Linked DNA regions of Homo sapiens: all the other regions are linked to region 2. A link is an interaction called in ENCODE POLR2A ChIA-PET data of the cell type or tissue named here. Cell type or tissue: Panc1. All regions are shown on one strand.

What was found. Peaks named below come from ENCODE experiments on the same cell type or tissue, not always from the same donor. Only the 100,000 strongest peaks of a DNase experiment are listed, where the experiment ranks them.
Region 1: POLR2A ChIA-PET joins it to region 2 with 15 read pairs; 2 of 35 experiments call an interaction of 5 or more read pairs at or near these places.
Region 3: POLR2A ChIA-PET joins it to region 2 with 25 read pairs; 2 of 35 experiments call an interaction of 5 or more read pairs at or near these places.

Annotation. Positions count from the first base shown.
Region 1 is chr2:132,533,676-132,541,675 of GRCh38, reverse strand. All of the region lies in intron 1 of GPR39 (G protein-coupled receptor 39), which reads right to left. Among named protein-coding and RNA genes, the nearest start is that of MIR9986, 100 kb to the right of the region's middle. In Panc1, no CTCF peak of the experiment used is centred here; no DNase peak of the experiment used is centred here.
Region 2 is chr2:132,434,942-132,442,941 of GRCh38, reverse strand. All of the region lies in intron 1 of GPR39 (G protein-coupled receptor 39), which reads right to left. Among named protein-coding and RNA genes, the nearest start is that of MIR9986, 5.2 kb to the right of the region's middle. RefSeq lists an enhancer at 3,952-4,246. In Panc1, a CTCF peak has its summit at 2,755; a DNase peak (open chromatin) is centred at 4,121; H3K4me3 peaks cover 1,682 bases; H3K27ac peaks cover 6,164 bases.
Region 3 is chr2:132,963,871-132,971,870 of GRCh38, reverse strand. All of the region lies in intron 7 of NCKAP5 (NCK associated protein 5), which reads left to right. Among named protein-coding and RNA genes, the nearest start is that of NCKAP5-AS1, 52 kb to the right of the region's middle. In Panc1, no CTCF peak of the experiment used is centred here; no DNase peak of the experiment used is centred here.

The sequences.
Region 1 (8,000 bases), 99 kb before region 2:
AGCCTTCTGCCCGCACCCCACCACAAATCATCCTACCCTCCTCTGTGGGTTACACACACTTCTCTTTCCCCTGCTTCCTGGGTTTTCAGTCCACAGACCTGGCCAACCTGTGCCATTTTCCTTCACTTTTCAGTTGTCAATGAGGAAGGAGAGAGCGGTATGGATGACAGAAAACTGTGAAATATCCAAAATGTGTTTCTTTTGCCCTGTCAATTCAGGATATGATTTTTATTTTCCAGACAGTTTATGATCCCAGCCCAGGCTCAGGCTTGTTATAGAAAAAGTCCATGCTGGCCAGGCGTGGTGGCTCCCACCTGTAATCTCAGCACTTTGGGAGGCTGAGGCGGGTGGATCATCTGAGGTCAGGAGTTCGATAACAGCCTGGCTAACATGGCGAAATCCTGTCTCTACTAAAAATACAAAAATTAGCTGAGCGTGGTGACACATACCTATAATTTCGGCTACTGGGGAGGCTGAGTTGAGAGAATCACTTGAAGCTGAGAGGCGGAGGTTGCAGTGAGCCGAGATTGTGCCACTGCACTCCAGCCTGGTTGACAGAGCAAGACTCCATCTCAAAAAAATAATAACAATAATAAGAAGAAAAAGCCCAGGTCTCCTTACCTGGCCTCAGTTCCCAGAGGGAAAGGGAACCTGGGCAAGATGAGAGGCAGGTCAATGGGGCAAGAGGGCCACCACAGAGAAGCCACCAAGCTGATGATCCACAGGGAAGCCTGAGGGTTGGCCACCTGTATGGAGCATCACCAGTCAGATTGATTCCCAGGTTTTACAGAGATTCTTTTCCTTTCAAAAGCAGCTCATCTGGAGGACAGAATCCAGCCCCAGCCCAGTTTCAATTTCATACCACACTCGAGCAAGAGGATATGGGTGCCCCAGCTCCAAGTTAGCTGAGAAATGCAGCTCTCAGCTGACATTTCACTGCAGTAACACCAAGATTGCCTTTAATAGCACCCTTGCAGCTGATGGGCAGTGGCTGAGACAAAATTACAAACCCTCCAACCCAGGTGGCCAGGCAAGGGCTGTTTTAACATGCAGAAATAAAAATGCTCCTTGGCAGCTTTATCCCCAACCTGCCATCCTAGCCAAGTTCTTAAAGGGTGATGCTCCGGGGTCCAGCTCACAAACACCTGCAATACTGAGGCCCATGTGGCAGACAGGGGTCTCCAGTAGGAGTCAGTTAATGACAGTGTCAGGAATGGGAAAAACCAAGGAGTCAGTAGAGACATTCCAGTCTAGCAGTGCCCCTGGGTTCCCCTGTGAGATGGAGATGGCTAAGCTCCTTCCTGACCGTCGCTCTCCCCAGAGTGCCTCCTCTCCTCCCCTCCCCTGATGCTGCAGCAGAACCCTGGGGCTCATGCTGCCTTCCTGTTCTCACAACTAAATCTCCGGAGAGCCCCTGCTGTCAAGCTTGTGCAGGGCTTAGTATGACAATTTTAAGTTTTATATTTTGCATTGGAAGGAAAAGTTTTCTACATATGTTAGAGAAATTTTCAGTACCTGTAGATGAGTACAAGAAGTTTAGCAGATAAGGGTACAGGAAGTTTGGGGAATGGGGTACAAGAACCAGTTTAGGAGTTAGGGGGTGTAGGATGTGAGTGAGGGTAGACACGGATTTTCTTGGTCTTCTTAATAGCAACTTCCTTTCCTCTGTGGGGTGCAGATGGAAGATATTATTTTGGCCTCTTGTGCCACATGTTTTCTGCATCATAATTCTTTGGACTGGGGTTACAGATTCCTCCACATGAGCATCTGATCTGCCTGGAAACCTCCTATGTGAACCGTATTTTCTAAAGGTAGTCACAGCATTGCCCATCCCACAGACTCCTGTGGTGAGATCTTGCTGCATCCCCTCAGAGGATAGGGCCAGTTCCCCTCCCCTGTCTTATCTGGGAAAGCCTTGTGACTGCTCTGACAGACAGAATATGACAGAAGTAGATGCTCTGGCCACTCCAGCTAAGTTCCCATGGATCAGAGAGGAACCACCCAGGCAAGCACTCCCCAAATTCCTGGCCTGCAACATTATGAACAAAATAAAATTGCTGTTTGAAGCTACTACTTGGGATAGGAGGTACTTTATTCAGTAGCACTAAGCAACCAGAACAACTTCTCTATCCCAAAATATTCTCCCTAACACTCTAGCATAGTGGGGGCCACAATGACCAAATAGAAACAGCTAAGCAGCTCTAGTCTGCTGCTCCCAGCAAGACCAACACAGAAGGCAGGTGATTTCTGCATTCCGAACTAAGGTACCCATTTCATCCCATTGGGACTGGTTAGGCAGTGGGTGTGATCTATGGAGAGCAAGCAGAAGCAGGGTGAGGCGTCACTTCATCTGGGAAGTGCAAGGAGCCCGGTGACCTCCCTCCCGCAGCCAAGGGAAGCCGTGAGAGACTGTCCCACCTACCCGGGTACTATACTTTTCTCATGGATTTTTGCAATCCACAGATCAGTAGATTCCCTTGTGCATCTACACCACCAGGGCCCTGGGTTTCAAGCACAAAAATAGACCACTGTTTGGGCAGGCACTGAGCTGCAGAAGTCTTTCATACTCCGGCAGTGCCTGGAACTCCCGTGAGACAGGAAAACCATCCACACCCCTGGAAAGGGGGCTGAAGCCAGGGAGCCAAGTGGTCTCGCTCAGCAAGTCCCACTCCCACAGAGCCCAGTGAGCTAAGAACCACTGGCTTGAAATTCCCGCTGCCAGCACAACAGTCTGGAGTCGGACTGGGATGGTCAAGTTTGGTCGGGGGAGAGGCGACCTCCATTACTGTGGCTCTAGTAGGTGGTTTCCCCCTGATAGTGCTAAGGAGATTGAGAGGTTTGGACTGAGCAGAATTCACCACAGCACAGCGAAGCAGCTGTGGCCAGAATGTTTCTCTAGATTCTTCCTCACGGGGCAGGGCATCTCTGCAGCAAATCCAGCAGCTCCAGTCAGGGGCTTACAGACAGAATTCTCATCTCCCTGGGACAGAGCACCCGGGGGGAGGGATGGGTGCTGTCACAGCTTCAAAGGACTTAATCTTTCCTGCCTGCTGGCTCTGAAAAGAGCAGCTGATCCTGACAAGGGGGATTCTCCCAGCACAGCACATTAGCTCTGCTAAGGAACAGATGCCTCCTCAAGTGGATTCCTGACCCCATGCCTCCTGACTGGGAAAGACCTCCCAAAAGGGGCTGACAGACACCTCATACAGGAGAGCTCTGGCTGGCATCAAGCCAGTGACTCTCTGGGACGAAGCTTCCACAGGAAGGAGCAGGTGGCAATCTTTGCTTTTCTGTAGCCTCCACTGGTGACACCCAGGTGAACAGGGTCTGGAGAGGATACCCAGCAAACTGAAGCAGATCTGCAGAAGAGGGGCCTTGCCTGTTGGAAGAAAAACTAACAAAGCAACAATAACAACATCAACAACAACAACAACAACAAAAATACAAAAACCTCATCTAAAGGTCATCAGCCTCAAAGATAAAAGGTAGATAAATCCATGATGATGAGGAAAAATCAGGGCAAAAACACTGAAAATTCCAAATGCCAGAGTGCCTCTTCTCCTCCGAATGACTGCAACACTTCTCCAGCAAGGGCACAGAACTGGACAGAGAATGAGATGAACGAGTTACAAAAGTAGGCTTCAGAAGGTGGGTAATAACAAACTCCGCTGAGCTAAAGGAGCATGTTCTAACCCAATGCAAAGAAGCTAAGAATTTTAATAAAAGGTTACAGGAGTTGCTAACCAGAATAACCAGTTTAGAGAGGAACATAAATGACCTGATGGAGCTGAAAAACACACCACCAGAACTTCGTGAAGCATACACAAGAATCAATAGTCGAATCGATCAAGCAGAAGAAAGGATATCAGAATCTGAAGACCATTTTGCTGAAATAAAGCATGCAGACAAGATTAGAGAAAAAAGAATGAAAAGGAAAGAACAAAACCTCTGAGAAATATGGGACTATGTTAAAAAGACTGAACCTACGATTGATTGGTGTACCTGAAAAAGATGGAGAGAATGGAACCAAGTTGGAAAACACACTTCAGGATATTATCCAGGAGAACTTCCCCAAGCTAGCAAGACAGGCCAACATGCAAATTCAGGAAACACAGAGAACACAAGACACATAATCATCAGATTCTCCAAGGTCGAAATGAAAAAAAAAAAAAAAATGTTAAGGGAAGCCACAGAGAAAGGTCAGGTCACCTAAAAAGGGAAGTCCATCAGACTAACAGTGGATTTCTCAGCAGAAATCCTACAAGCCAGAAGAGAGTGGGGGCCAATATTCAACGTTCTTAAAGAAAGGAATTTTCAACCCAGAATTTCATATCCAGTCAAACTAAGCCTCATAAGTGAAGGAGAAACAAAATCCTTTCCAGATAAGCAAATGCTAAGGGATTTAGTCACCACAGGACTGCCTTACAAGAGCTCCTCAAGGAAGCACTAAATATGGAAATTAAAAACCAGTACCAGCCACTGCAAAAACATACCACAATATAAAGACCAATGACACTATGAAGAAACTGCATCAACTAGTGTGCAAAATAACCAGATAGCAACATGATGACAGGATCAAATTACCACATAACAATATTAACCTTTAATGTAAATGGGCTACATGTGCCAATTAAAAGACACGGACTGCCAAATTGGATAAAGAGTCAAGACCCACGGGTGTGCACTATTCAGGAGACCCATCTCACATGCAGGGACACACACAGGCTCAAAATAAATGGATGGAGGAAAATTTACCAAGCAAATGGAAAGCAAAGAAAAAGCAGGGGTTGCAATCCTAGTCTTTGATAAAACAGACTTTAAACCAACAAAGATGAAAAAAGACCAAGAAGTGCATTACATAACGGTAAAGGGATCAATTCAACAAGAAGTGCAAACTATCCTAAATATATACGCACCAAATACAGGAGCACCCAGATTCATAAAACAAGTTCTTAGAGACCTACAAAGAGACTGAGACTCCCACACGATAATAGTGGAAGACTTTAACACCCACTGTCAGTATTAGACAGATCAACAAAACAGAAAATTAACAAGGATATTCAGGACTTGAACACAGCTCTGGATCAAGTGGACATAATAGACATCTACAAAACTCTTCATTCCAAATCAACAGAATATACATTCTTCTCAGTGGCACATGGCACTTCTTCTAAAGTCGACCATATAATTGGAAGTAAAACACTGCTCAGCAAATGCAAAAGAACAGAAATTATAACAAACAGTCTCTCAGACCACAGTGCAACTACATTAGAAATCAGGATTAAGAAACTCACTCAAAACCACACAACTACATGGAAATTGAACAACCTGCTCTTGAATGACTACTGGGTAAATAAAGAAATTAAGGCAGAAATCAAGTTATTTGAAACCAGTGAGAACAAAGAGACAATGTATCAGAATCTCTGGGAAACAGCTAAAGTAGTATTAAGAGGGAAATTTATAGCACTAAATGCCCTTATCAGAAAGCTGGAGAGATCTCAGATTGACACCCTAACATCACAATTAAAAGAACTACAGAAGCAGAGCAAAATAATCCAAAAGCTAGCAGAAGACAAGAAATAACTAAGATCAGACCAGAACTGAAGGAGACAGAGACAAAAAACCTTTCAAACAATCAAATAATCCAGGAGCTGTTTTTTTTTTTTGAAAAAATTAACAAAATAGAGGGACTGCTAGCTATACTAATAAAAAAGAAAATAAAGAAGAATCAAATAGACCACAATAAAAAAAACAATAAAGGGGATAGCACCACTGACCCCACAGAAATACAAACTACCAGCAGAGAATACCATAAACACCTCTACACAAATAAACTAGAAAATCTAGAAGAAACGGATAAATTCCTGGACACATAAATCCTCCCAAGACTAAACCAGGAATAAGTCAAATCCCTGAATAGACCAATAACAAGTTCTGAAATTGAGGCAGTAATTAATAGCCTACCAACCAAAAAAAAAAAGCCCAGGACCAGATGGATTCACAGCCAAAATCTACCAGAGATACAAAGAGGAGCTGGTACCATTCCTTCTGAAACTATTCCAAACAACTGAAAAGGAGGGACTCCTCCCTAACTCATTTTATGAGGCCAGCATCATCCTGATACCAAAACCTGGCAGAGATACAACAAAAAAGAAAACTTCAGGCCAATATCCCTGATGAACATCGATGTGAAAATCCTCAATAAAATACTGTCAAAACAAATCCAGCAGCACATCAAAAAGCTTGTCCACCATGAAGTCAGCTTCATCCCTGAGATGCAAGGCTGGTTCAACATACACAAATCAATAAATGTAATTCATCACATAAACAGAAATAAACACAAAAACCACATGATTATCCCAACAGATGCAGAAAAGGACTTTGATAAAACTCAACATCTCTTCACGTTAAAAACTCTCAACAAACTAGGTATTGATGGAACATATCTCAAAATAATAAGAGCTATTTATGACATACCCATAGCTGATATCATACTATATGGGCAAAAGCTGGTTGAAAACCAGCACAAGACAAGGATGCCTTCTCTCACCACTCCTACTCAACATAGTACTGGAAGTTCTCATTAGGGCAATCAGGCAAGAGAAAGAAATAAAGGATATTCAAATAGGAAGAGAGGAAGTCAAACTATCTCCGTTTGCAGATGACATGTTTTTTTTTTAATTATTATTATACTTTAGGTTTTAGGGTACATGTGCACAACGTCCAGGTTTGTAACATATGTACACATGTGCCATGTTGGTGTGCTGCTCCCCTTAACTCGTCATTTAGCATTAGGTATATCTCCTAATGCTAACCCTCCCTCCTCCCCCAACCCCACAACAGTCCCCAGTGTGTGATGTTCCCCTTCCTGTGTCCATGTGTTCTCATTGTTCAATTCCCACCTATGAGTGAGAAAATGTGGTGTTTAGTTTTTTGTCCTTGCGATAGTTTGCTGAGAATGATGGTTTCCAGCTTCATCCATGTCCCTACAAAGGACATGAACTCATCATTTTTTATGGCTGCATAGTATTCCATAGTGTATATGTGCCACATTTTCTTAATCCAGTCTATCATTGTTGGACATTTGGGTTGGTTCCAAGTCTTTGCTATTGTGAATAGTGCCACAATAAACATGTGTGTGCATGTGTCTTCATAGCAGCATGATTTATAGTCATTTGGTTATATACCCAGTAATGGGATGGCTGGGTCAAATGGTATTTCTAGTTCTAGATCCCTGAGGAATTGCCACACTGACTTCCACAATGGCTGAACTAGTTTACAGTCCCATCAACAGTGTAAAAGTGTTCCTATTTCTCCACATCCTCTCCAGCACCTGTTGTTTCCTGACTTTTTAATGATTGCCATTCTAACTGGTGTGAGATGATATCTCATAGTGGTTTTGATTTGCATTTCTCTGATGGCCAGTGATGATGAACATTTTTTCATGTGTTTTTTGGCTGCATAAATGTCTTCTTTTGAGAAGTGTCTGTTCATATCCTTCGCCCACTTTTTGATGGGGTTGTTTTTTTCTTGTAAATTTGTTTGAGTTCATTATAGATTCTGCATATTAGCCCTTTGTCAGATGAGTAGGTTGCAAAAATTTTCTCCCATTCTGTAGGTTGTCTGTTCACACTGATGATAGTTTCTTTTGCTGTGCAGAAGCTCTTTAGTTTAATTAGATCCCATCTGTCAATTTTGACTTTTGTTGCCATTGCTTTTGGTGTTTTAGACATGAAGTCCTTGCCCATGCCTATGTCCTGAATGGTATTTCGTAGGTTTTCTTCTAGGGTTTTTATGGTTTTAGGTCTAACATGTAAGTCTTTAATCCATCTTGAATTAATTTTTGTATAAGGTGTAAGGAAGGGATCCAGTTTCAGCTTTCTACATATGGCTAGCCAGTTTTCCCAGCACCATTTATTAAATAGGGAATCCTTTTCCCATTGCTTTTCTCAGGTTTGTCAAAGATCAGATAGTTGTAGATATGCAGCATTATTTCTAAC
Region 2 (8,000 bases):
CTAATTATAGCAGTCCATGCCTCTCCAGTTGCCAATGCAAAGAATCAATATTGCCTAAATATGCAGAGTGAAGAGCGATATAAATTTTTTAATGTTGAAAAAATGTTCCTCAGTCACCATGTGCAAGTGTTGGGAATCTGTGAATATCTCCGAAACCACAAATTGTAAGAAAAAAAAGCAGCAAGGAAATGGGCACTCAGTACTGCTGTGAAACCACAGTTCATTATACATGAATCTATTGCATCGCTGATATGTGAGAGGAAGCCTCCGACAAGGTAATTCATTTGTTTTCTCTTCTTACCTAAGCAGTTTTGCTGCTTAAATCTTCTCTGAAGTCCAAAGCTGTGTCTGACTCTGCCTTTCACAGGGGCATGAGCCAAAAGCCTTCCTGGCAATCAGACAGGCCCACCTTCTGTTTCAAGGACGCAGGACCAGAGATGAAGGAAAGCATTTCCCTGGGGCCTGAGCGGTGTTAATGGCGGTCAGGGAGCGGACATTTAGAGCATCTGTGTGCTCTTTACAGGAAAGGAGCCCCCCTCCACCCCCACGCCCAGCCATAAGGACTCAACTGCAGAATCCCATGTCTCTAAGGCAGGCAGCAAATTTGAGATGAGACCTGGGCATCTACAGTTGTCTACATGGGTTTGTTGCAACGACCTCATGCTTCTAAGGGAGTGATCAGTCACCACTCTGAGTGAAATGTTTGTTTCACGATTTGTGTTTTTCTATTTCTTGGACCCAACTACCTCTCCTGCTTTCCAACTGAACAATCACGTCCCTTTTTCTAAGAGGGAAGGAAAAAGTGGTTGGGTGGTACTCACTGAGACAGGGTAAAATTGGGTCTCCAATGTAATCCCTTGCTAAGTGATTTTCAAGGACAATTGTGACTCTACAGGCTTTTTTGCCTTGACACTGACTTTAGAACCTGAAGTCCCAAAGCAAAGAATGAAGAAAAAAAACTGCATTTTCAAGGAGAAACACCCTGGGAACACACACCATAGGAACTGGAGCAAAATCATCTCCAGAAGCAGGTGAAATTCATGGGTGTGAGTGCAAGCACACGGCAAGATCTCCCCTCTGCGTGAAGAGCGGATTAAGGTATTTTGTGACTTTCAGTCATATAAAACCCCAAGCCTGAGTCTTAGATCATTAAGACACAGAAAGTTTCCCCTCAGAGGTTATTGACAATCTCCCATCAGTTCTAGTCACATCTAAACTTAAATTAGTTTAAACTATTGCTTTCCTCCTAGCACCTAGCATAACAGCTAAATGGAAGAAATGGAAGCTTCGGTGTGATAGAGAAGGGGAAGAAAAAGAAAAAGAAGTCAAGTGTATTAATCACTCCATTCATTAGGGCCCTGCCTGGGGCCCTTCCATTGCCACTTCCCACACACAGCACCAAGCCCAGCATTTCATTTTGCTGGTTTGTTAAGTATAGATGACTCCCTGACTTGAAGGGGATTCAAAGTTTTATCTTCCTGGTATTTTCAGTTCTTTCCATGGTAGGCATTCAATAAACATTTGCTATCTGCAACAACAACAACAACAAAAAAAAAAGCATATATGCATGAAAAGAAAGTCTGTACTGGAAAATGAATCCAGATTCTTAACCAAGAGTTTGAAAGCTAACTTTTGAAATGCAGCGTATCTGTAAACAGGGAACTGTCTGCCCTGACCATGATCCCTCCCAGGGCTCTGCATCCCACTTGTTTGTATATGCATCTCATTTCCTGTTCTGGGAGCACACAGGGGTTGAAGATGTTACCCTCACTTTGGGCCCAGAACAGAGGCTGGCATATAACAGGCATGTAACTATACTTATTTGTGAAAAAAATCAAGGAATAAAGAAAATAAACAGTCACTTGAGGCAGGCTTCTTATGAGCATGGCTATGGATCAGCCTGCTTGAGTTTTTAATTTACTTAAAAATTTCTCTTGGCTGAGACCTTTACCCACATAGACAAACAGCAGAGAAGAGCGTGTCCTTCAGGCAGACAAAGGCAAGTAGGCTGGAGGGAATGTGGGGCAGGACTGCTCTGAGCACCCCCACCACACACACCGGTTGTGGAAAGTCACGCCCTGCAAGGGCACATGTGCCTCTCATATCCTTCCTGGGTCTTGTTGCAACTGAGCCACTTTAGCCTCTTTTGACTTTTTTTCATGACAATTTTGCCATTATTATTATTATTATTTTAAATCTCAGTGACTGAAAAAGTTTCAAACTAGGACATTCTCTAAAGTACTTTGGCTGAGCACGCCATGAGTTCCTTCCTTCCACACTGACCCTGATGTCAGTGGTTGTTAAACTTTGTTAACTAGTGGATCCCTTTCCATTTCCACCCTCTCATTAATCCAAGCACCGCGTTGGTATTTACTTGCCCACTTTTGGAATTCAAACTAATGTCAAAGCCATTTCCAATTGTTCTTCCTCTTTCCTGCATCAATCTGTCACCCAACTTATACATCCTTCCCCTAAAAAGCTGCCCCTGCATCTCAGTTCACACCCCTAGGAAGGAGCAAAAAGGGAACTGGGATTGGAACCCAGCAGTCCAGCTCCAGGGTTCGTGTTCTCATGTCACCACCCCTTTGCCCTAGTCTAACCAAGAACCACAATTCAGGTTATTGTGAGGGCAGGCGAGAGATGGTTTTCAAACCTTTCTGCCACAATAGAACTCACTGCAATTAACCACTGCTAGAAAACGGCCACTGGCCCTTTGTTCAACATTTCTATCAGTAGGGGCACTAGCAAGAAAAGGACTCTGTCCTTTGGAGATGGCTAGGGTCCGTGACCTACCATCAGCACAGGGGGACTCTGTAATATTTCTCTAGGACTAGGGCTGAGCTTCAGGGAGTCACCTACCATCCACAAACCTTTGTTAGGAGGGTTCTGTGGTCACAAGATACAAAGTAGGATGGGAATAACTAGGTGTCATGTTTCGATGGAACCCACAAGCTGTAACAATGCACCTTGGACTCCAATCCCTTTGTAGACAAATATGGGAGGCAGCCTGGAGCAGCCCCATAGGAAGTGGGCATGCTGTGAGAAACTGGAGACAGCACAAGCAGTCCAGCGGTGTTCAAATTCTTTAAAAAACAAGCAGCAAACACTGAGCCAAACAAACAAAACATATCCTGGCCACCACTAGCTCCTAGGCTGCCTTGTTGTGAAAACTGGTTGGTGACTCAGGTTAATGGATAAATGCTTTGTATTCCCTAAGATTTTTAAAAATCACTTCTCTCTTCAGAGCCAGCTAAACCTGTGCTGAAATGGAACCACTTCAGCAATAAGCCTCCACAGAATCATCTGAAGCAAATTAAAGTGTTTCTCTCAAAACAATCCTTTTTCTGGAAGGCATTCAATCAGGGTACTCCTTCAACTCTCTGTTTTCTTTCTGAGTGGTAGCTTTTTGCTATATGGAAAAGATAAGAACAATCTCAGACCTATCCAAAGGCATCTAATTTTCCTGTGACAAAAGTCCCACCATTGTCAAGTGGAGCCGCATCTCAGCAGCCTTTCAACAGGATAATCTGTCCTCCTTCACAGCCATTTACCAAGCGCCTCTTGGCATATTGCCTCAATGATGTTTGAGGGGTTATTTCTACCCAGGTACCTTTATTTTGAGCTGCACATTAGCCTGTCATCAAGACACTGTTACCACAAAAAAATAAAATAAAATAAAGAATTAGTTGCTCACCTTTGGTTTTCTCTTGATCTTTAAAATAAACAATGGGCTTGACACCATTGTGATTTTCCGAGTTTAACTGCTGCTTTAAATCAAATTTCACATCTAATGCTTGTTACGAATGGCCAGGTGGAGCATGAAGAGAAATCGTGTTTGTGATTTGGCCTCCCAAGCTATTTATGTTGGAGAAACAGAAAGCTGCATCCTGGGGGAATACTCTTATGAATGTTATTATGAATAGCATCAGGGCTCCAGCCTAGCATTTTGGCATTTGCCACTAATCACTTATGCGCCACATGTCATCAGAATTAAACATACACATGCTCGCTGCGACATATTAATATGCTGCCATGGCAGAGCAGGGGAATTCCGACAGCCATGGAAGCCAGGAAATGACTAATGGAGGCCTACTTTCCCCTTCTCTCCAGGGCTTGGGCCCTGTGTACCCTCAGGGTATGACAGAAGGGCCTGGAGAATGACTAAAGGATGATGCAGAACTAAGGAAGACCTTCAACTTGAAACAAGGATTGTATACTTTGAGACTTAAGGCATCAGTTGGTAAATTTTTTTCTTTAAAGGGCCAGATAGTAAATATTTTAGGTTTTATGGGACCACATAGTACTGTCGCATATTTTTTTTTCTACAACACTCAAAAAAATGTAAAAAAAAAAAAAAAAAAAAAAAAAGCTTGCTGACATTACAGGTATCATGAGCTATATAGAAACAGGGATTGCCCATACGTAATTTGCTAACCCCTGACCTAAGGGAATCAAGTGGTTGTCTGCCAGTGACCTCAAGCCAGCAGGGCATGTCAAACTTAGGAAAGCAGTGTACTGAGTGACTTGAGCCTGCAGTCTCAGCTACTTGGGAAGCTAAGACAGGAGGATCACTTGAGCCCAGGAGTTCAAGGCCAGCCTGGGCAACATAGCAAGATCTTGTCTCTAAAAACAAACAACAACAACAACAAAACCCCAACAACTTATGAAAGCACTCAGGATCCTCCTATTGGAGTCAGAGCTATGACCTAATTATATATAAGCATGGTTTCTACATGAATGGTTGGACCTTGCGTATCTGTTTCCATCTCTAAGTGACCCATGATCCTTCCAGTCAGGAACTGAAAATACCTGCTTCAGATTAAATGCTGCCTCCTCCAGGAAGGCTTCCAGGATTGCTGCAACACTCCGTCCCTTCCCTGAAACCCCAATGTTTATGGCTGTTGCCAGACTTTTGGCAATACTGTTATGACAACATGACCTCTAAATACTAACCTCTTAGTAACACTTCATGGTTCACCAAACAGTTTCACTAGCCAGGATAATATCACTCAGGCTGCAGGTGCAGCCCCAGAGTTAGGCTCTCAGAGGTCAAGTATGTTGCCCGAGGTCACATTACTAGGAGGAGCCATCTAGCTCCAAAATCTATGCTCCCTACATACAGCACTGGGGGACCTGCCCCTAATTCTCCCTTGACATGTCAGCCTTCCTTCCCTGGTGTCTTGCAATTTCCTTGCAGTCAAGGAACATGTCTAATGCCTCTCTGTAGCCTCCCAGTCAGAGCTGGATACCTACGAGGCCCAGTACATAATGTCTATTCAGTAAATACCTGGGGTTAACTCAGAGCTGAAGCCCATGGAGGCTGGCAGAGAAGACCCCCAAAGACTATTATGACACAAAGTAGAAGAGGAGAGTGGGGCAGCCTCTGCCCGCCAACCCACAGGCCCAGACATGACACGGAGCAGCTGCCTCAGGAGGTAGCACCGTGGGAGCAGAGCCAGGGCCTACACTTCACACATTCTGGTCTCCACGACCCTCCCCAGCCAATCACACACACTCCCTGCATGTCTCTTCTCAAATGCTTCCCCAGGAGCATCTATGAAGGAGTATGGTGTAGTGCTAAGGCTTTCAAAATGTATGTCAGACTTACTCATGATCATAAACTCAGTTTACTGGCTTCAGATTGGCATTTTCGTTAATGAAATGAATAGAAGAGAAAAGATCAAAATGCACTTCACATTCAAAGGTAAGGATGGGTGAATATCGTTCAGTGAAACTTTTGTTTGCTCTGCCTGTGCGGGTGTGTGCACTTGTGCATGTGTGTGTATTGTCTTGCTATATCAAAGTTTAAGCAACTCTAACACAGTGGTTAATACTGCAAGCTCTGTAGCCAACCTGCCTGGGTCAGATACACCTCAGGTTCTTAATTGCTGTGTTACCTGAGGCAAGTTCCTTAAACTCTCCGTGTTTCAATTTGCTTATCTCTAAAATAGGATAATTAACTGCACCTGCCTCATAGGGCCTTGGGAGAATTCAATGAATGAGCATACAAAAAGATCTTAGAACACCTGGCACATAGCAAGTAAATTTTTTAAAACGTTAGTTAATATGATTAATACAATGATCCACATAACCACGCTGCGGGATGAGGAGACACACTGCTGTTATCTGATTTGATTGATGGAAACTGAGGCAGAGAGAGATGGACCGAGCAGAAGCACCAAGCCAGCACCAGCCTCTTCTGTCCCCACAAGTCGGCAAGCACCATGCCACATCACTGAAATTCCTTCAAGCCGGGGGGCTCTTTACTAAGCTGAATATAATCACAAATACTACCCACCTCTGATATTTCCCATCTCTGTGATGAGGATGGATGATACATTGTAAAGTGCTGAGAGCACCTCACAGACAAGTGTGATATAAATTCCAAATGTCATTTTAACGTTCTCATTATTATTATTAAAATGGCCAAAATGCGGAGAACATGACTCCAGCAGCCTCGAGTTTTAATGGGCCTCAAAAATATGAATTCTGGGGACAATTGGTTACCATGGTGCCTACATCTCAGATGGACTAGCATGACATAAGTAATGTCTAAACAATCAACTGTTTACTTCACAGTGAAAGTCATTTTTCCCTCCCTGGGGCAGAGTTTGTTTTGGAAATAAAGCTGAGCTTGATGACACTCTTCCAAAAATTCATTTTGATATATCGATTGCCTTGGCCAATAATGCCTTGGCCTTACAGGTGCGTGAAGAAGGCATCAACGTGGTAATTTGTCAAAAGCTCCCGCCTAGAATGGGCTGCCAGGGCCTGGAGCTGCTGCTCTTGCTCTTCCAGTAACTTCTCACAGGACAAAGGTCAAAGGCAAACAATTTCAAAAGCTTAGGGACTCGGGGGGCCTCAGGGCCTAAAGCTCTCTTTCTGGAATGAGCACACAGCTGGGGCCACCTGAGAGTCTTTCAGAGGCTCCTTATAGCCATCAGGAATTGCCCTTCCTGGGCTGACACTTTTGCTTTCTGAAAACGAACTTAAAACATTTTTCTATTGTATCAGACATTGACATACAATGGAATGAAAAGCAAATGTCCATGCATCTTTACTATATAATCTTCACACTCTTTCTATTCCTTGGAGTGCTTAAGTCTGGAACCCATATCCCCTTCATGTCTTATGTCTATGGGGACTTTTGAGACAAACTCCTCAAGTTTACCACTTCAAGCTTTACACGAGAAAATATGTGGAGATTTGCTCAAAATGTTACAAGTCTGTGGCCTGGCAATGACTAGAACCAAGTTCTCTTGAGTCCTCAACCAAAATTCTTTCTGTAATATCACAAGGTCACTATAGGCAACTACAGTTGACCCTTGAACAGTGCAGGCATTCAGGGTCTAACACACCCTTCCCTGCACAGTCAAAAATCTGTATGTAACCTTGGACTCCCCAAAGACTTAACTACTAATTACCTACTGTTGACTGGAAGCCTTACCAATAACAAACAGTCGATTAACACATATTTTGTGTATGTATTGTATACATACCATAAAGTAAGCTAGAGAAAGAGAAAGTTATTAGACAATCATAGAGAAGAGAAAGTATATTTCTGTTTACTAAGTGAAAGTGGATCATCATAAAGGTCTTCATCCTCATCATCTTCATGTTGAATAGGCTGAGGAGAACGAGGAAGGAGGGGTTGGTTTTACTGTCTCAGGGGTGGCAGAGGCAGAAGGGGTGAAGGAGGTGTGCGGGGAGCAGGAGAGGCAGGCACACTCGGGTCAACTTTACAGAAATACACCATAATTTCTGTCTTTTTTGCCTTTGTATTTCTCTAAAGATGTTTCCATATGGTACCAGCCCTTCTTTCACCGTTTGCTTTACTTTCAGTGTCTGTGTCTGTATCATAGAATGATCCATGTAGTAAAAGAAGCCAAAAAGAGTCTCGAATAATTAGAAGCTTTGGCCAGATTGTCTAATATTGTCCATTTGTTTCTGGCACTGCTTCTTTTATGTCATCTTCCTCGTCATCTGGCGTTGATTTGGAA
Region 3 (8,000 bases), 530 kb before region 2:
TGTGAGTCACTAGGGCCAGAGTGCACCGAGGAATCTGCGTTTTAAACAAGCCGTACTTCTTCTCCTCCCCCAGCCCCTGTCAACTCTGATGCTGGTGGCTGATGGCCCACTCTCTGAGAAACATTGAAATAAGGAAATGTTGCTTGTCACTGTTAGAGGAAGTACATACTGAAGAATCAGAATTATGGAACGCCTTACAAACTGTGGGTTCTCATTTTGTGAGACTGTTGTTTTAATAATGGTTCCTTCAACTCCCGCATAGCCTATTGCAGCAGCATCTTGTTTTTCTGACATCTGTGTTAACTTCCCCCAACCCATCCACACCATATCAGAGAGAGATTTCAGAACTCAAATCTGACTGTGTTACCCTCACTGCTGCCATACTTGAAAATAGTCAGTGGCATTCCATTCAGTGACTTCTCATTTCCCTGAGGGTAAAGACAAAACTCCTTGACAAGTGGCCTAGCCCCATCTGCCCATCCAGCCTCATCTCCCTCCCCAGAGACCCTGGCCTACTTTTGGACTTCTCAGTTGCCCTCCCCTCTTCTCACATCGTGGTTATTTCCTGGTCTCACTGTGCCCTCGGATCTCACCTCATTCTGGGAAACCTCTCCCAACCTCTCATTTATATCGCTCTATTATCTGTTCTCAAAGCACCTTGAAACTCTTCCTCACAGGACACACTACAGTGCTATTTTATGTTTGCTCCTGACATTTTGATTAATAGCTATCTTCTTCTGCAAGACTGTAAGCTCCATGAGAACAGGGGCCACACGTGTATTTTTCACTTTTGTATGCCTGGCATATTCCTCAGCGCCTAGCATGTAGGAACTGCTCAGCAAATATTAATTGAATAGCTTGATTAATGAATTACAAAATAACCTTATGGAATATTGATTGAGTCCTCCTGTGTCCTGGAATGGGGAAAGCCAGTGACTAGAAGATGGAGAAGTCACATTTACACATTTTGGGGAAGGGTATAGACTGAGCAGCAGCTGGCCATCCATGAAGAGCCATGCTGTCCTCTCTTAGGACTAACCAAGCTTCCTGGGCTGTCATCTGAGTTCACTTGATGCGTTCCAGAACTTTGTGTTGATTGATGTTATTTTACATAGGCCTGATGATGTTGACTGCTTGAGAACAAAAGGTGAGTGCTCTGCCAAAGGTGAATCATTACCCTAGATACCACTTAGGGAAACTTACAGCTCTAAGGATTGCTTTATGTAGCGACAAGGTGAAATTTAATATAAACCCTTCGATGCAAACTGAGCTCCTAAATCTTTAGCTTTCTGAGTTCTAGCTGGTATTTGTTGAGGTAAACAAGCTTATGGTCTCAATCATATATGAAATATGTGGGGAGTGAAAGTTGTTTGTATGGTAGCTTCACTTTTATAGAATTCACTCTTGATTAAACTCCATAAAAATGAAAACAGGTCACCTCTAGAATCAACTTATTCTCTTCAACTTTGACATCCTCATGAGTGGGCCTGGCTAATTTTTCTTATTTCCTTTTTGGAGGTTCGTAAGACAAATACACAGTATTTAGCACTACACATTTTTGACCTCTCTGTCTGATATCCTTTTTGCTGTGTATATCTCAGATTCTTAATTGGCAAAGGACCTAAAATTTGTGATATTTTTTCTGATTAAAATAAGTTATTTATTTTTGGATAGAACCCATACACTTGATTTTTTAAAAAATACTGTCGTGTTTTTATGAGTGTAGGATAAATCCAACTGCTAGTCTATCTAAAATGGACTATGGTGATCTGTGGATAGGGTATAGCCACGTTTCTCTCCGCTCTCTCAGGTCTTTCCTCTACCTCTGTCTCCACCTATTTGTTTCTTTTGCTCATTCACTTACTCTAAATACGTCCCTTCCATTTTCTCTCTTTCTCAATGTTACCTTATATTCTAATGCTCTCACTGGTAAATGATTAAGAAACAAAAGATTAATCTTAAATGATTAAGAAACAAGAGAGAACCCCACCTTCTGGATTTGCATCAGGGCATTTTGTCATGTAGAGCACAGGCAAGTATGCCTTTAGGTCAGTGACTAGTCTGTGAGCAGCATGCGGATGTGGCTTTTGGTCCTGGGTGGCGTTACATCAGAGCAGCTTTAAACTCTCTTTGTCACGAGCACATCAGCAGTACCTGCACCCCAGGACCATTCAAAGTGGCCCTGCGACTTCCAGCTGCAAGGATCTGTGTCAGAGAGCACTTTTACTTGAGAACTACACAGAGCCTCACTGCCTCCAGCAGGCTAGAAGAGCCAGGAAATGAATGCCTCAAGAGCTGGCCTCAACTAATGACTCCTCCAGGGTTGGGACACCAACACCTCAGCTCTCTCACCCTGGGGTCAGATAATTCTTCCTTTCCTTGAGTCACTTCCCTACCTCCCTACTGGTGTTTCCTGCATCTCCCAAATGAGCTGCTTGTACTCAATTCCTTGTTCTCTAAGAATTCAGGCTAGACACTAATGATTTAGAAATGCTAACTGAGAAATTAAACTGTAAGTGATATTTTACAGGGGGATGGGCGCAGTATGGATCATGCCTGTAATCCAGCACTTTGGGAGGCTGAGGTGGGTGGATTACCTGAGGTCAGGAGTTACAGACCAGCCTGGCTAACATAATGAAACCCCATCTCTACTAAAAACACAAAAATCAGCCTGGTGTGGTGGCACCTGCCTGTAATCCCAGCTACTCGGGAGGCTGAGACAGGAGAATCGCCTGTACCCAGGAGGCGGAGGTTGCAGTGAGCCGAGATTGCACCACTGCACCCCAGCCTGGGCAACAGAGGGAGACTCCATCTCAAAATAAATAAGTAAATAAGTCAGTGATATTTTACAGGGAGCTGCATTTTCCAAACCTTGGCTCCTCTATCAGTGCCCTTCATCCCCTGCCTTCTTGGCTTTAGAAATCTCTTCGTACATTCCCACCTTTGCTACTCTCTCTGGTGCTCCCTCTTCTTTTTAGTTCTTCAGACAACCTCATTTTTTTCTATCTTGAAAAAGGTTTCCACTTGCCTCCACAATGCCCTTCAGCTACAGTTCTTTAGATTTCCTTCCCTGCCAAACTTTCAAATGAGCATCTGAGAAAATTGCCTCTATTTTCTCCCTTTTTACTTTTTGCTTAACCACTGACAATTTGGGTACCATTGTCACACTTTAGTCAAACAGCTCTCAAGTTCCCACTAACAACCTTCTTATTACAAAATGTAGAGGTGCTTTTTTCTGTTCTCTTGTCATTTCTGCTACCACTGAGTGCCTTGACAACGTTTTCTTTCTGAAAACTGTATCTTAATTGAATTCTTAGAACTTTAACACTGGAAGAGACATTGAGTCCAACTCCTCACCTTATCTCTGGGGGAAACTGAGGCCTAAAAAGTTGGAATGATTTTCCCAGAAAGTTCCAAAGTTGTAAAATCTAAGCACTGAATTCAGGGCATCTGACCCATCATCTGTGGTAGTTTCTGAACCACCGTAAAAACTGCTTTTGGTAAGTCCTGATTCAATCCCTTCAAAATATTCCTGATTTTTATTTCCTTCTGTATAAAGACTTTCCAACTAGTCTCCTAGCTCCTTCCTTCCACAGCCCATTCTCCATTGCAGCAGTCAGGATGATGTTTCTAAAATGTAAATCAGAACCTACCACTCCCCTACGTCTAGACTTCAGTTCCTCTTTAGTGCACTTAGAATAAAATCCAAACTTCTTCCTATGCCTAGAAAGACCCTCTATGGTCCAGCTCTCTTTCTGATCTCATTTCCTGCTAGCCTTCCTCTTTTAGACACTATGCTCCACCACAGACCCTCCCTCAGCTGGCCAGCAAGGCAGGCCTGGCCCTGCCACGAGTATTTGCCTTGCTAGTCCTTCTGCTGGGAATGCTCTTCCCCAAACCACTGCACAGCTACTTCCTCCTCATCATTTGGCCTTTGCTGTAATGGCCACCTCCTCACTCAGCCTCACTCTGTTGTTAGCACATCTAACATTGCCCCTAACCACACCACTCTCTATCAGATGATATTATTTTCTTCATAGCATTTACCACCAGCTACTAATACCTTATATTACTTACAGATTTGATTTGGAGTTTGTCATGTTTACCAACATTAGAATATAATTTCATGGAATATAGGAACTTTGTCTTGTTTTCCATACTCCATTAGCTAGATCAGCAAATGGCCAGTAATCCATGTTTAACAAAACATTTGTTGGATGAACAAATGAGTGAATTGTATCTGAATTTTTGTCTCATTTCCAAGCATCCTCTCCCCCTCCTTTTCTCCCCAATCCTATTATTCAACTATTCTCTCAAAAAGCTTTTCTCTATTATAATCAAACTGATTTCCTTATAAACCTGTAAGGACAAAACTTACTCTTGACTAGGAGCCTTTTAAAATTTTCTCTTTCACCAAACACCGACCCTATGCCTCTCTAACTATTTAAGTTGTATCACTGTGTTAGAGTATGAGTCACATTCAGTTTCCATAGAATCATGTCTCACAGCTTTCATTGATTGCCCTTTCTTCAAATTATGTAAAGTGACCCTGACGTTTTATGTAATCTAAATACTGATACATAATCCATATTGTCTTTAATTATTTCTACATCATAATACTTGGGCACTGTATCTAGGTACTTTAAGAGTGTGTGTATGTGTGTGTGTATGTGTGTGTGTGTGTGTGTGTGTGTGTGTGTGTGTGTGTACGATAGGGCAGTGGCTCCTCATTATTTGCAGATTCTGCATTTGCAAATTTTCTACTCACAAAAATGTATTTGCAACCCAAAAATCCATACTTGTGTCACTTTTGTGGTCATTCGTGAACATACATGGAATGGTGAAAAATTAGTCACCCAAGGTTCACGTTACTAGCTGAGATGGAGCAAGGCAGCACTGACTGTGCCTTGTTGTTTTAGCTTTCATGCAATAAACTAGTATCCTGTTTGTGGTCTATTTAGTGATATGCTTTTTGTATTTTGTGCTTTTTGTTGGTGATTTCACTGTTTGACATGGCCCTGAGTGTAGTGCTTAAGTGCTGTCTGGTGTTCCTAACCACATGCAGGCTGTGATGCGCCCTACAGATAAAATACATGTGTGTCGGATAAGCTTCCTTCAGGATGAGTTACAGTGCTGTTGGCTGTTAGGTCAGTGTGAATGAATCAACAGTATATGTTAAATGTAAGGTGTCTTTAAATAGAAATACACATAAAACAAGATTATATAATGGCTGGTTAATGAAAATGTGACCAGAGGCTCACAGGAACCTAACTCTGTATGTCCCCTAGGAACAATAATTTCACATTTCCTAAGTTGGTGTACTGTTCATGAAAATTTTAGAGAACATAACCATTGTGAATGACACGAATTCACTATATGGTATGTGAGTGTATATATGTTGACATTAGCCTCATTTAGGAGTTTAGGAGACAAAGACATCAAGACTTATTGAAATTAAAAAGTTTGTCCAAGGCTAGGTGTGGTGGCTTAGGCCTGTAATCCCAGCACTTTCGGAGGCTGAGGAGGGTGGATCACCTGAGGTCAGGAGTTCGAGACCAGCCTGGCTAACCTGGTGAAACCCTGCCTCTACTAAAAATACAAAAATTAGCTGGCCATGGTGGTAGGTGCCTGTAATCCCAGCTACTCAGGAGGCTGAGGCAGGAGAATTGCTTGAACCTGGGAGGTGGAGGTTGCAGTGAGCTGAGATCGCACCACTGCACTCCAGCCTGGGTAACAGAGCGAGTCTCCATTTCCAAAAATAAAGGAAGTTTGTGTAAGATCATTTGCCAAACTGCTAAATAAATGTTAGACCTGAAATCTGGCTGTCACATTCCAAAGTCTTTTGGCTTTTCATTTACCACCCCAATGGCTTTTCTTTGTTTTAATTAGCTATTGGGCTCTGATTATTACAGGATACTTCTACAGATACACACACACACACACACACACACACACACACACACACAAAGAGTCATGTACCTTATAAAGATGTGTGATGGTGGTCTCGTAAGATTATACCATGTTTTTACTGTACCTTTTTTATGTTTAGATATGTTTAGATACACAAATACTTGCCATTGTGTTACAGTTGCCTACAGTATTCAGTACAGTAACATGGTATATAGGATTCTAACCTAGGTACCATATAGCCTGGGTGTGTAGTAGGCTGTACCATCTAGGTTTGTGTAAATACACTCTATGATGTTTACACAATGATGAAATCTCCTAAGGAATGTGTGACTGTGTATATGTGTATGTGTATGTGTGGATATATGTATGTGTGCATATATACATATGTATATGTATAAAATATAAGTGGCATATGCTGAGTGATGAATGAAAAACTATATACAGAAAAGTAAAATGAAGATAATTTTAAAACAGCTTGCTTCATCAACCTAAGTTAGTGTTTACTTACAGTCATCCCAAACCACAAAAGAGAAGTAAAGGTACTTCTTTGTTTAGGAACAGTATCTACAAACTTCATATTCCTTATCTTGGAAATGTAAGTCTGACAGGTGACCAAACCCTAAAAAATCAAAGCTATAAAAATGCTACCATGACCTGGACTTGTTTCCTGGCCTGTGGATGTACATCTTAAACTTGCCTGGCATTTATCTGAGCTGAACTCACACCTGCACATGGTATACAGTTACACATGCTTGGGCCTGATTTCATAAAGAACTACAACCTTTCTAATCAACTATGCATTTATATATACAGAGATGACAGGAGAAATTAGATCCTGAAATCTGTACATAACAGGTTCACATGGATGAATTCACTGACTTTGTGGTCTAAAGTGATTTATATATACACACACGTATACACTGATACATATATATGTATAAATGTATACATATACATTAAGACATATTTTTACATAATTCATAATTTGTTTTCAAAAAGTAACTTAAATATTTTTGGAACCTTCAAAGTACCTTGATGAGCACAGTTTGAAAACGCCGTGGTTTTTTTTTTCTTCTTATGTTCTTCTTTTCTAAGTAGATTGTATGAGCTCCTTGAGGGTAAGAATGATACGTTTTGTGCTTCTGTATTTGCAAATAGATCTTAGTTTAGTATTAAAATATAGAGAAGTCTTTTACCACTGATAATCCAGTTTTGTTCAGATGGTTGACAACCAGCTACATTAAAGCAAAGATTTCTGCAGCATTGTGTTTAGAATTAAATAGTGTAATGGAAGGATGTCACCTGATTGTGGGGAGCAAGAGTCTCCATGCACAAAATGGATCCTTTTTTTTTTAATATGGTAATCTCTTGATACTTCTTTTTCCCTTGAAAACAAGAGCTATTCATGAGGCTTAACTTAGTACTTCTCAACTTTCAAAAAGCTTCCAGAGACAAGGTTGAGTGAGGGGCTTCCAACAGTGAGTCAAGACAAAATAACTTTTTATGTCTGCCTCAAGGCCATAGTACGAATGCTGAACAGTGTTACAGAAAGGGACTGAGGGATCCTTAAAAGTTGTGTCATTATTGAGCTGAAAGAACTAATAGGTGTGAGCTTTGAATTCTGAAATCACTCTTATTTCAGTATTTTGTGATATTTTATATTCTTTTAATTAAATGGCTGCATGTCCAGTGACTTTAATGACCCTATCTTGAGGAGCTATGCCTTTCACAAATGAAGGTATCAAAATTGATGTATTTTTCCACAGTTTGCAGTATAGCTGAGTTTCATTGTGCAGATAAAATTGGATTAACCACATGACTCCACCTATGGCTTTGCTGGCTTAGTCACTTCTCCAACTGTGCAAAGGACAACTGCATTGAGAGATGGCAACCCAATGGCCTTGTCCTTCCAGGGGTCAGTAAAAATATCTACTTCATTTTTTAAAATAAACCCCTCTCAGAATTTGTTTAGCAAACTCCCAGCCCCGGAAGAATGCACACGCAGGAGAATGATTCCAGCCTTTTCAGCCTCACACTCATGCTTATTTTTCACTGGAGATTATTGAAAACAGTAATTCTTTCTTGCTTCA